Linked DNA regions of Mus musculus: region 2 is linked to region 1. Evidence: chromatin loops called from intact Hi-C (ENCODE). Cell type or tissue: left cerebral cortex. All regions are shown on one strand.

Evidence for each region. A loop is a pair of places that touch in the nucleus more often than their neighbours do. Peaks named below come from ENCODE experiments on the same cell type or tissue, not always from the same donor. Only the 100,000 strongest peaks of a DNase experiment are listed, where the experiment ranks them.
Region 2: a loop joins it to region 1, with 4 times the contacts of the local background. A loop is called at or near these places in 7 of 42 quality-filtered maps.

The regions. Positions count from the first base shown.
Region 1 is chr11:76,164,529-76,169,528 of GRCm38, reverse strand. Vps53 (VPS53 GARP complex subunit) reads left to right here. Exons shown (of 22, transcript NM_026664.4): 3 at 3,281-3,330. The region is part of intron 2 of Gm46252 (a long non-coding RNA gene); the gene reads right to left. Among named protein-coding and RNA genes, the nearest start is that of Vps53, 13 kb to the left of the region's middle. In left cerebral cortex, a CTCF peak has its summit at 1,928 (motif pointing right); DNase peaks (open chromatin) are centred at 347 and 1,943.
Region 2 is chr11:75,766,868-75,771,867 of GRCm38, reverse strand. It overlaps Doc2b (double C2, beta), which reads left to right. Exons shown (of 9, transcript NM_007873.3): 9 at 1-3,598. Among named protein-coding and RNA genes, the nearest start is that of Gm12339, 26 kb to the left of the region's middle. In left cerebral cortex, a CTCF peak has its summit at 2,446 (motif pointing left); DNase peaks (open chromatin) are centred at 2,409 and 3,330; H3K4me3 peaks cover 638 bases; H3K27ac peaks cover 359 bases.

The sequences.
Region 1 (5,000 bases):
TTAAAATGCAGTTCCACATCTGCATAATTATTTTTCGGGATTCTTAGAAAGCAATGTTGTATGAAGAAGAAGAGGAGGAGGAGAATGAGAGAGAGAGAGAGAGAGAGAGAGAGAGAGAGAGAGAATAATGTAGTTTAACCAAGACCTTCCTGTCTAAAGGTAATTCATTTCTTGAATTAGCAAATTATCAAATGTCTACTGTAGTGCAGTCAGTATTGATCAGTATTGATTGATTGGTGTGGAATGGCCTCCCAGGCATATGGCTAAGTGAAATGGCCTGGTGCAGCTGATCCTTGGATGTGCTTTTAACTCAGACTGTCTGAGAAAGTAAGCCAGAAGCTGGCTCGGAGCCATGGCTTCTGCTCAAGAGAAGCTGCAGTCAGGTGGAACTGGGCAAGCGGAAGCCTGCATTTCACTACGTGCTCTTACTGTCTAGATTTTTGCTTGTGAATATGTTTTGACAATTTTAAATACCTTATAAATATTTTATACTTGTAATTAAAACAGTCTTATAGTGTGTAATTATATATGATATATACATAGTTATCCATGAGTATGTAAGACATATTATCTTGTATGTCCCTCATTTAGAGGTGTGGTAACAAAGCAGAATTCCTGGCTGCCTTCATCCAGATTTCTCAAATACTTTGTTTTTCTTTTGAGACAGGGTGTCTCTGTGTAGCCCTGGCTGTCCTGGAACTCGCTCTGTAGACCAGGCTGGCCTCGAATTTAGAGATCTGCTTGGCTCTGCTTTCTGAGGAGTGCTGGGATAATGATGTGTGCCACTACCATCTGGTCTTAAAACATTTTTTAAGTCAACGTGTGTGTGTGTGTGTGTGTGTGTGTGTGAGAGAGAGAGAGAGAGAGAGAGAGAGAGAAACAGACAGAGACACAGACAGAGAGAAAGACAAAGGGGAGGAGAGAGAGGGAGGGGGACAGAGAGAGACAGACAGACAGACAGACAATGACTATATACACAGACTGGTAGAAGGCTCAACAGGTAAGGCACGTGCCCCTAAGCCTGAGGACCTATGTGAGGACTTATGTTCAGTCCCAGGACTCACACAACAGAAGAGACCCGACCCTCACAAGCTGTCCTTTGAGATTTGTGCTCAAGCCGTGGTACTTGTGTGCACATACCTGCACTTAAGTGCACACGTGCGCGCGCGCGCGCGCACACACACACACACACACACACACACACACACACACACACACTCTCACTACTGTTGCTTTAAGAGGGCTCCAAGCCGGGCGTGGTGGTGCACGCCTTTAATCCCGGCACTCAGGAGGCAGAGGCAGGCGGATTTCTGAGTTCGAGGCCAGCCTGGTCTACAAAGTGAGTCAGGACAGGACAGCCAGGGCTACACAGAGAAACCCTGTCTCGAAAAAAGCAAAACAAAACAAAACAAAACAAAAAAAGAGGGCTCCAGCAGAGTTAGTAGGCCAGGAGCTGTTATGCTCATTTTCCTTAGAAACTCAGGGATGTTGAACAACTGCCCTCCAGCGAGTTGGCAGTGGCAGAGTGGACGAGTGTGTGGTCCTGGATAACTCACTGGCTGTTCTGACATGGGCAGTGATTTAAATCATACACAGTCCAGTTGTGAAGGGACTAACATAACAGAGTAGGAACAAGTTCACCCCACCTGAGTTGTTTTCCTCATTAAAATAGCTTCTCTTTTCTGAATTTCACTTTCACCGCTGGCTGACTATTCTTGGATTTCTGAAAATTCCGAGTAAGCCTTGGCTTAGCGGAAGTTGTGTGAACAGGGTAATGTGGCATCTCAGGTCTGTTCCTGGAAGGTTTCTGGCTTCCTCCTGTAGCAGAGAGCCAGAAGCAATTTTTAATTTTTAAGCGTAGTTCCTCCTGAGAAAAAGTATCTGTTGGGGAAAAGGCCAAGGGAATTAGAAAATTACCATCCTCCCATCTTCCACCAGGGGGCACCATTTCACCGTATTTTCTTTCGAGGTTTGCTTGTTTTCACTATTCCATAGCAGTCAGTAGAGATGAATTAAAATATAGACAAATACTCAGCCACCACTGCCTGATTTTTTTTTTTTTAAAGAGACTCACTAAGTAGACTGCTACTCAAACTTGTGATCCTCCTGCCTCAGACTCCTGAGTGCTGGCATTACAGGTGTGTACCATTGTGCTTGCTTGAGCAGACTCATGAACTTTCCCAGGTGAAGGGCACCATCACTCAAGGAGGACCCTGAGGACTAACACAGTGTCCTCGGTGAGCCTCTCTGGCTGTGTCAGCCACTGCTTCCTCAGAGAGCTGCTGTTGGACTCGGGTGAGAAGTAGCCCCCCCCCTGCTTTGGGATTGCATCAGTGGGGTTGTGTCATCTGCAGCCTTGCTCCTGACTTTCCCCAGCAGTGGTGTGTAAGAATTAGGCATCTTGGTATGGCTGTATCCATTCATCCCATGTCTTTCTATAGTTTGTTTTATAGTCATATTTTTTTTTCTTTCGAGGCAGGGTCTCACTTTGTAGTGCTGGCCAGCCTAGAACTCAAGAGACTCCCCTGGCTCTGTCTCCTGAGTGCTGGAAATACAAGCTTGCACCATCTCATCCAGGCCACAACCTTGTATGTCCTGTGTTAGCAAACTTCCCATAAAGGTCAAGACAGTCTTCTAAGCTTTATAGGTCCCGCAGTGCCCGGTACAGCTTCCCAGCTCTGCCACCACAGTACATGAGCAGCCACAGCCACATGGGAGTTGACTAATGTGGCTGCCTTCCAATAAAGCTTCAAAAAGAGAACAGATAGTATTTGTCAGCTATGCTTAGGGGCTGGGAAGATGGCTCAGTACGCACTGCTGAGGGTGAAAAAGTGTGGCGACTGAGTCTGGTTCCTGAGCACACATGTAGATGCTGGGCATGGTGGCTTGCCTATACTCTCAGCACTCAGAAGGTGAAGACAAGGGGTTTCCAGAGCAAGCTGGCAGGGAAGACTAGGTGGATCGGTGAGCCTTGGGTGTGAGAGACACTACCTCAGTACATAAGGTGGGCAGTGAGGAAGACTCCTGATGTCACCCTCTGGCCTGTGCATCTGTGTGTTCAAAGAATGGACATACATGCCTACACACATGTACACCATGTGCACATGTACACAAACCAAAACATTTTAAAAAAATAAGATGATTTTTAAAAGAATTAAATGTGCTATCAAGATCAAACTTCTTGAGGTGTCACAAACATCCCTTGAGTGCATTATTTCTCTGTGAAAGAAAATTCCAACAAGGACATTAACAGCCAGCAATCTTCTTTTCTTTATTGTAGTCTCTGGCAAACATTGACGATGTTGTGAACAAAATTAGACTGAAAATAAGGTAAGTAATGCCATATGCTTTTTTAATGAAAGGCATATTGTTAATCTAGTCATATCTGAATCACATTTTTTGATGAAAGCACTGAAATCTCAAATTTAAAAGTAATTCTTCTCTTGTGGCTTTTCATGTAAACTCTATGGCAAAGAGCTTGATTCTTTGGCCAGTGTTTTACTGCCCATACAAAACGAAGGGAGCTGGAACAGACTGTTCAAAAGCAGTTACCATCAGGCGGGCTGTCGTGGTGCACACCGTTAATCCCAGCACTCAGGGGTAGACACAAGTGGATCTCTGAGTTCAGAACCAGCCTATTTTATATAGCCAGGGCTGTACAGTGAGACCCTGTCTTAAAACAAAACAAGACCAAAAAAAAAAAAATCATCAGGGCTGGGAATGTAACTTAGAAGAGTGCTAACCCAGCATAATAACATGAAGCCCCAGATTCAGTCCTAAAAGCATGGCATAAACCCATAAACCACGTATGGGTGCAAACACTTATAGTCTTAGCACGTGGGAGGGAGAGGCAGGAGAGGCAGGAGAGGCAGGAGAATCAGAAGTTCAAGGTCATCTTTGGCTACGTGGTAAGCTTGAGACCTGTCTGGGATTTATGAGACCTTATCAAAAAAAAAAAAAAAAAAAAAAAAAGGAAAAAAGGAGAAAGAAGAAAAGTTAACTTTCAAAGAAGGAATAACTTTTCTATAACGTTTAATGCTTTTATTCTTTAATAGGTTTGCCTATTTTGTAGTACTAAGACCAGCTATGGAGATGAGGTTATATCTTTTGGTCACCTGTAACTATAATATTGAATCTGCAGGTTGACTTAGGTGTGGCCCAGAATTAAACTTTATGGTTAACCCAGAGCCTCACTGTCCATGTCATCATTAGGTGCTTCCTGCCCAGTGGTCTTCTTCTGCCTTATCCACGTCTGCATTTATACATTTGGTACCTGAGAGGTACTAAACAAACGTCTTTTCATTATATAAGTAGCTTGACTACGTTGCTCCAAATTAATTTGGGGAGTTTGTATGTACTCATTTGTTTCCTTTTAAAAATATTTATTTTATAGATGGGGTCTCTCTCTCTCTCTCTCTCTCTCTCTCTCTCTCCCTCTCTTTCTCTCTCTCTCTCTCTATAGTCCCTGGCTGTCTTGGAACTCACTATGTAGACCAGGCTGACTTCAAACTCAGAGATCCACTTGCCTCTGCCTTCAAAGTGATAGTATTTGAATGTGTGTACCACCATATCCAGCTTGGTTTTATTTGACTTTTTTTTGATGAGAAGACATTTTAAAAATTGAAAATGTTCATTTTGAGTCTAGAAGATGAGTTGTTCCCCTCCCCCACCAAGTTCTTTAGATCTTTTGGTAAAGGGCACTGCCATAAATGTGTCGTCCACTGTTGCCTTAGGAAGCACAAAGAGGAGCTAGAGAGGAGGCTTGTTTATTAAAGCACTTGTCGCTCTTAACACGAAGACCTGGGCTTGGCTACCAGCTCCCACACAGTGGCTCACAACCATCTATAACTACTCCTGGGTGATTTGACACTCTCTGCTGACCTCTGCAGGCACTAGGCATACATATGGTACACATGCATACATACAGGCAAAGCATTCATACACATAAAATAATAAAATAAGTACATCTTTTTTAAAAGAGCCTCCTTGTTGTTTTGTTA
Region 2 (5,000 bases), 400 kb after region 1:
CAGCTGCCGCCAAGGGCAAGATCCAAGTTGTCTGCTCGGACATAGACAGTGCAGCCCCTGCTAGGAGGCCAAGAGCACCCAGCCTCCCTCAGAGGGACAGGAAAACACAACATGATACCTGTTCCAGCTCCCTGGGCATCCAAGCTGGCCAGAGCTGGGGGAATCCTCAGCCTCAGCTCCATCCAGAGGAAGGGCTATCTACAGTGAGGACCTATTGGAGGTGAGGGGTGGAGCCCTGCTGCAAGCCCAGAAATGGGGGTACTCTGGCTGCCTGGAGACTACAGGGAGGACAATGGGCAGGCAGAGCCCAGGACTCCAGGACAGACAATGTAGCCAGCCAGAGCTTCCAACTTGCTTGTGCATTGATGGGCAGATAGACTCCGTGAGCCTCTGGGACGGGGATTCCCACTCTAGCAGGGCATCTGGGTGCACATATTGCTACAAAGGGGTGCAGCATACCAGAACCAGCCAGTTGTCTGCAGGGGCTGTGGGTACTGCTGACTGCTGAAGGGTGGAGGGCAAGGAAGGCATCCCATGAGAGTCAGGGCTCAGCACAGTCTTGAAAACCCAGCTGTGGCTTGAAAGCTAGGAGAAAACCAAATACAGAAAAGAGGAGGCCTGAAAGAGGGTACCAGGGGACAGGGAGCCATGGGGGCCTAGGGTTGCGCTAGGGCAGCATTGGGCTTTTAGGCAGGAGCTAGGCTTAGGGATGTGTACAAGCACTTGGGAAACAATGTTCAAACCCAAGCTCTCCCATTTGATCTTGCTCCCAAGGGGTCTCAATGCACACTGCTCCTGTTCTCAGCGTAAATTCCCAGTCAGCTTCAGGGGAATGAGAAAGGGATCCTACTAATGTGGAAAGAAGCAAGCATCCCTCCTGCCCACCTGTCCCTCCCTTCTTCATCCCCTCAGCTCAAGCTGGTGTTAGGTCCTTCACGGCTACCTATGGCATCCTGGCCCTATCAAGACAGTCAGGACCAGCAGTGGAAAATAGAAAGCCTTGTTTGGGGGAAGGTGGAGGGATGGGGGTTCTGCCCTCAGGAGCTGAGAACTCTGGCCTCAGTTTCTAGGAAAGGGTAGGACACTGGTCAGTCTTGAAGCTCCCAACTGCCTCCTGCCAACTGGGATTCAGGAGCACAGGGGGAACAGGGAACCAAGGAGTTCCACCATCATCTCAGAGCCCCATTTTCCTCAATCCATCACTGAGTGATAAGACACTGGGGTCCTGCCCTAAGCCTAGAACCCTCCTACAGCTGAAATAAGAACTCGGGGTCCCAGAACATGATTCCAATCCACAGTGCTCACCAGCCTTCCCTAGTTGGCAGGGAAAATAGGTCTCTAGCTCTCCACAGCACCAAGCCACCTGTTGCTTGTAAGAGACTGGGTTTCCCTCTTTAAAAGGTGTCGCCTGTTACTGAATTGGCAAACGCCTTCTTATTGAATCTTCACCATCCTGTGTGGTGGGAGGCATGGTCAACCCATTTTATAAATGAGATGGCTCCAGAGTTGTTGATAAACTTCCAGGGCCACCACGGTGTGAAGGGCTGAAGCAAAAACTCCAAGCCTTTTGACTATCTGAGGACAAGGACTCTCAGGTCCCTCTCTCCGGAGTTAATGGGGCTTAGTGAGGTCTCTTACAGAGAAGTCTTGTTATTGTCAGCCACCTCACCCTCTAGCTGGCTTTGAAATCATTTGTGCCATTTAGGATTTGCCAAAGGCTACAGCCAAGCCCTGGAACTCAGCTGTCCCACCCCCAGCCTGAGGTCAAGGAACTTGGGGGACCGGCCTGATGTTTTCCCCATACAGCTAGAAACAGGAGCAGATATTTAAGTGCACCTGGTTGAGCTCTGAGTAACTCAGATTTTGCCTTTTGGGGTGCTTTGTTCAGAGAGGAGTTTAGAAACCCCCCGACGATACAGAAATGTTTATTATACCTAAATGTTTATTATACCTGAGGTGACTGAAGCTCATCAAAAGAACAGGTGGCTCAGGTGGACAAGAAACCTGGATCCCTGTTGCACCAGGCAGTAAGTGGGTTTGGGACTCAATGATGATCCTTGCCAATCCCAGGGACAGGCAGGGTGGGAAGCAGGGCTTCTAGCCACCTAAAAAGTGATGGCCACTAAAAAGTGATGGAACTTTCCCGGATCCTGGAACGTTTCTAAATCCCCAGTACATTACATCTCTACTAAAGGGAAAAGGTCCTTTGAGAAGTTTCAGAATCAGTTCAGTCTTTCATTCCAAACGAGTATCTTCCTTCTGGCTCATCAGCGTTGCAAAGAGGAAATTTGATACCAAAAACAAAGGTCATTCCAAAGTACTGTCAGTAACCAGGGCCTCTCTTGATGCCCATCATCCACCTCGCGTCCTGGTCTCTGCCCCGCCCTCCACCACCGTTAGCCAATCCCTGAACAGTCCCGTCTTCCAACCCAGAGTCAGTGACCTCCTGACCTCTAGTGGCAAAAATGAGGAACTGCACCTCCGTGGCCCGCCCGCCCGCCCGCCCGCCCGCCGAGCTCGGGCCAAGCGTCCTGCCCTCCGTCCTTCTCCAGCCAAGTGAATCTCCCGATGCATGGACTCTGGCTGTCCTCGACACGGACTCGTGCACTGCTTACAGTTTTGCTGCCACGTGACGACTGCAGAATACATCCTCAAACTGCAGCGCCACGAAACAATTTTTGTAATCTTGTCTGACCTTCCCAAAGGTGTCCTTTTTAAGTCTTATTTGTTAATATTTATAACGATATATAATCAAAGTAAATGAGAACGTCGTACTGAGGTCGCACTAGCTTGGGAAACTCCTTGGAAGATCTGGGGGGAACAAGCGAAAGACAACTGGGGCTTATATGTGGCGTTTACTTTTGTTTTTTGAAATGCATTTGTAAACCAGTCTAGCATCCAACTTGTGATGATCCTCCTGCCTCTCATTTACAACTCTCCATTTGAAACAGGCTCCTAGGTTACTTATGGAAAAACAGGCTCAGAAGTTTGAATATGTGAGGCTGATCAGATGCACCTGCCACACAAGCCTCAGGATTAAGCGTGATCCCTGGAAGACAAAAAGGCAAGACTTTCTGGTGTGGCCCACACCTTTATAATCCCAGCACTTGGGAGACAGAGGCAGACCGAGGCCAGCCTGGTCTACATACCCAGTTCCAGGACAGCCAACAAACAAAAAATTCAGGATATGCAGGTGGTGGAGGCCAAGGCCATAAGTTCCAGCACTCAAGAGACAGGCAGATCTGAGTTTGAAACCAGCCTGGTCTACAAGTTGAACAGCCAAGGCTACGCAAACCATTTCAAACACACACCCACACACACCCAAATCAGGATGTGATGTGACATTAATAATCCCAGCAATCCCAGGGACCATATGGGAAGTGGGGATTGGGGAGTTGCCCAGAGCCTTCCTGCCAACTAACCTAGAATAAACACCCAAAAATAAGATCGTCCCTGTATCAAGCTTTAAGGTGTAAAGTTATCCTCTGACCTCCACACAATTGAACCAGCTTGCACGCTCAGTATCTCAACCTCCCTCTATTTCCCTCCCTGTCCCTCACTTATACACACAATAAAATGTTAAAATAATGAGTTAAAATGCTTGTACAGGATTAGTGCTGACCTGGGGCAGATTTCTCCACGGACAGACATGAGTTAGAGGAGGCCAGAGAGGGCACTGGGATGGAATACTTGAGGTTATGTTCTAGGTGGAGGGAACAGATGTGGCCTCTTGGAACAGGGGCAGGCTTGGTATGGTCAAGAACCTCAAGGAGCCCAGTGTGGCTAAGTGGGATGGGCAAGGAATGAAAGCCGAGTACTGACAAAACACCAGGGCACATAAAATATTTCAAATGTAAATTTATTTTTTACTGAACCCAAATGTTCTGGGGATGCTACTAAATCAGCCCACACTTCAGGGGACAGGGACTCCTTGCAATGGAGTACCAACTGTCCTTGCAAGGGCTAATCACCTTCACAGCCTTTCCTGCTTTTAGCAGCTCTAAAACTCTGAAAAGCCCCCTCTTGACTTTAGCAGATTTCTCCATGACCTCATGGTTACAGGCGGGCCTTCGACTCTTGATCCGTACTTCCTGAAGCTCTAGACAGGTTGGGTTTTTTTTGTTGTTGTTTTGTTTTTTCAGTATCAAATTTACTTGGATATGCTCATGAAGCACTGGGTGGAGATGTGTTGCAGTTTAGAGAACTATTGTTCTTACACAAGACCTGACTTCTGTTTAACTACATGGCAGCTCACAACTGCCTGTAACTTCAGTCCGAAGGGATCAGATTCTTCAGGGAGGAACACTTGCTTACATACCTGTTGCACAGACATAGTAACACGCAGGAAAAACACTTAATACTCTGCACTTGGAAGACAGAGGCAGGCAGACCTCCGAGGCTGAGGCCAGCCAACTGGCCTCAGATCAGCCAGGGCTAAGAAGAAAAACCCTGTCTCCGGAAAACAAAAACAAGAGTCATTGTTTATTACTTAGGTTTGCTGGCTACACAGAAGTCCATTCTGGAGAAGCCAACTTTGTGACAGTGACACCTGTATGGCCAGGCTTAGAGTAAAAGCTCAGTTGGTACAACACTTCTCAGTAAATAGGCTCCAGGTTTTGTCCTCAAGGACACACCTGTCCTCCCAGCACCCGGGAGATGGAGGAACTTGAAAGCCCTCCTGGGCTGAATTCCCAGGCCAGCCTGAGTAATATGAGACCCAACCTCACAACAAATCAGAATTAGGTATTACTTCACAGTAAGGATGAACTCAGCATCAGGCTCTAAGGCTGGATGGCCAAAGGGTTTTTTTGTTTTTAAATATTTCTAATTCATTGTTTTTGCTTTTTTAAGACAGGGTTTGTATGTGTAGCCCTGTCTGTCCTGGAACTCATATGCTGACCTGGCTGACCTTGAACTCACCTGCATGTCAGAATTTCTTGTTTTGGGTTTTTTTAGCTTCACTATTTAAAAAAAATTTTTTTGCCTGAATATATACTCGT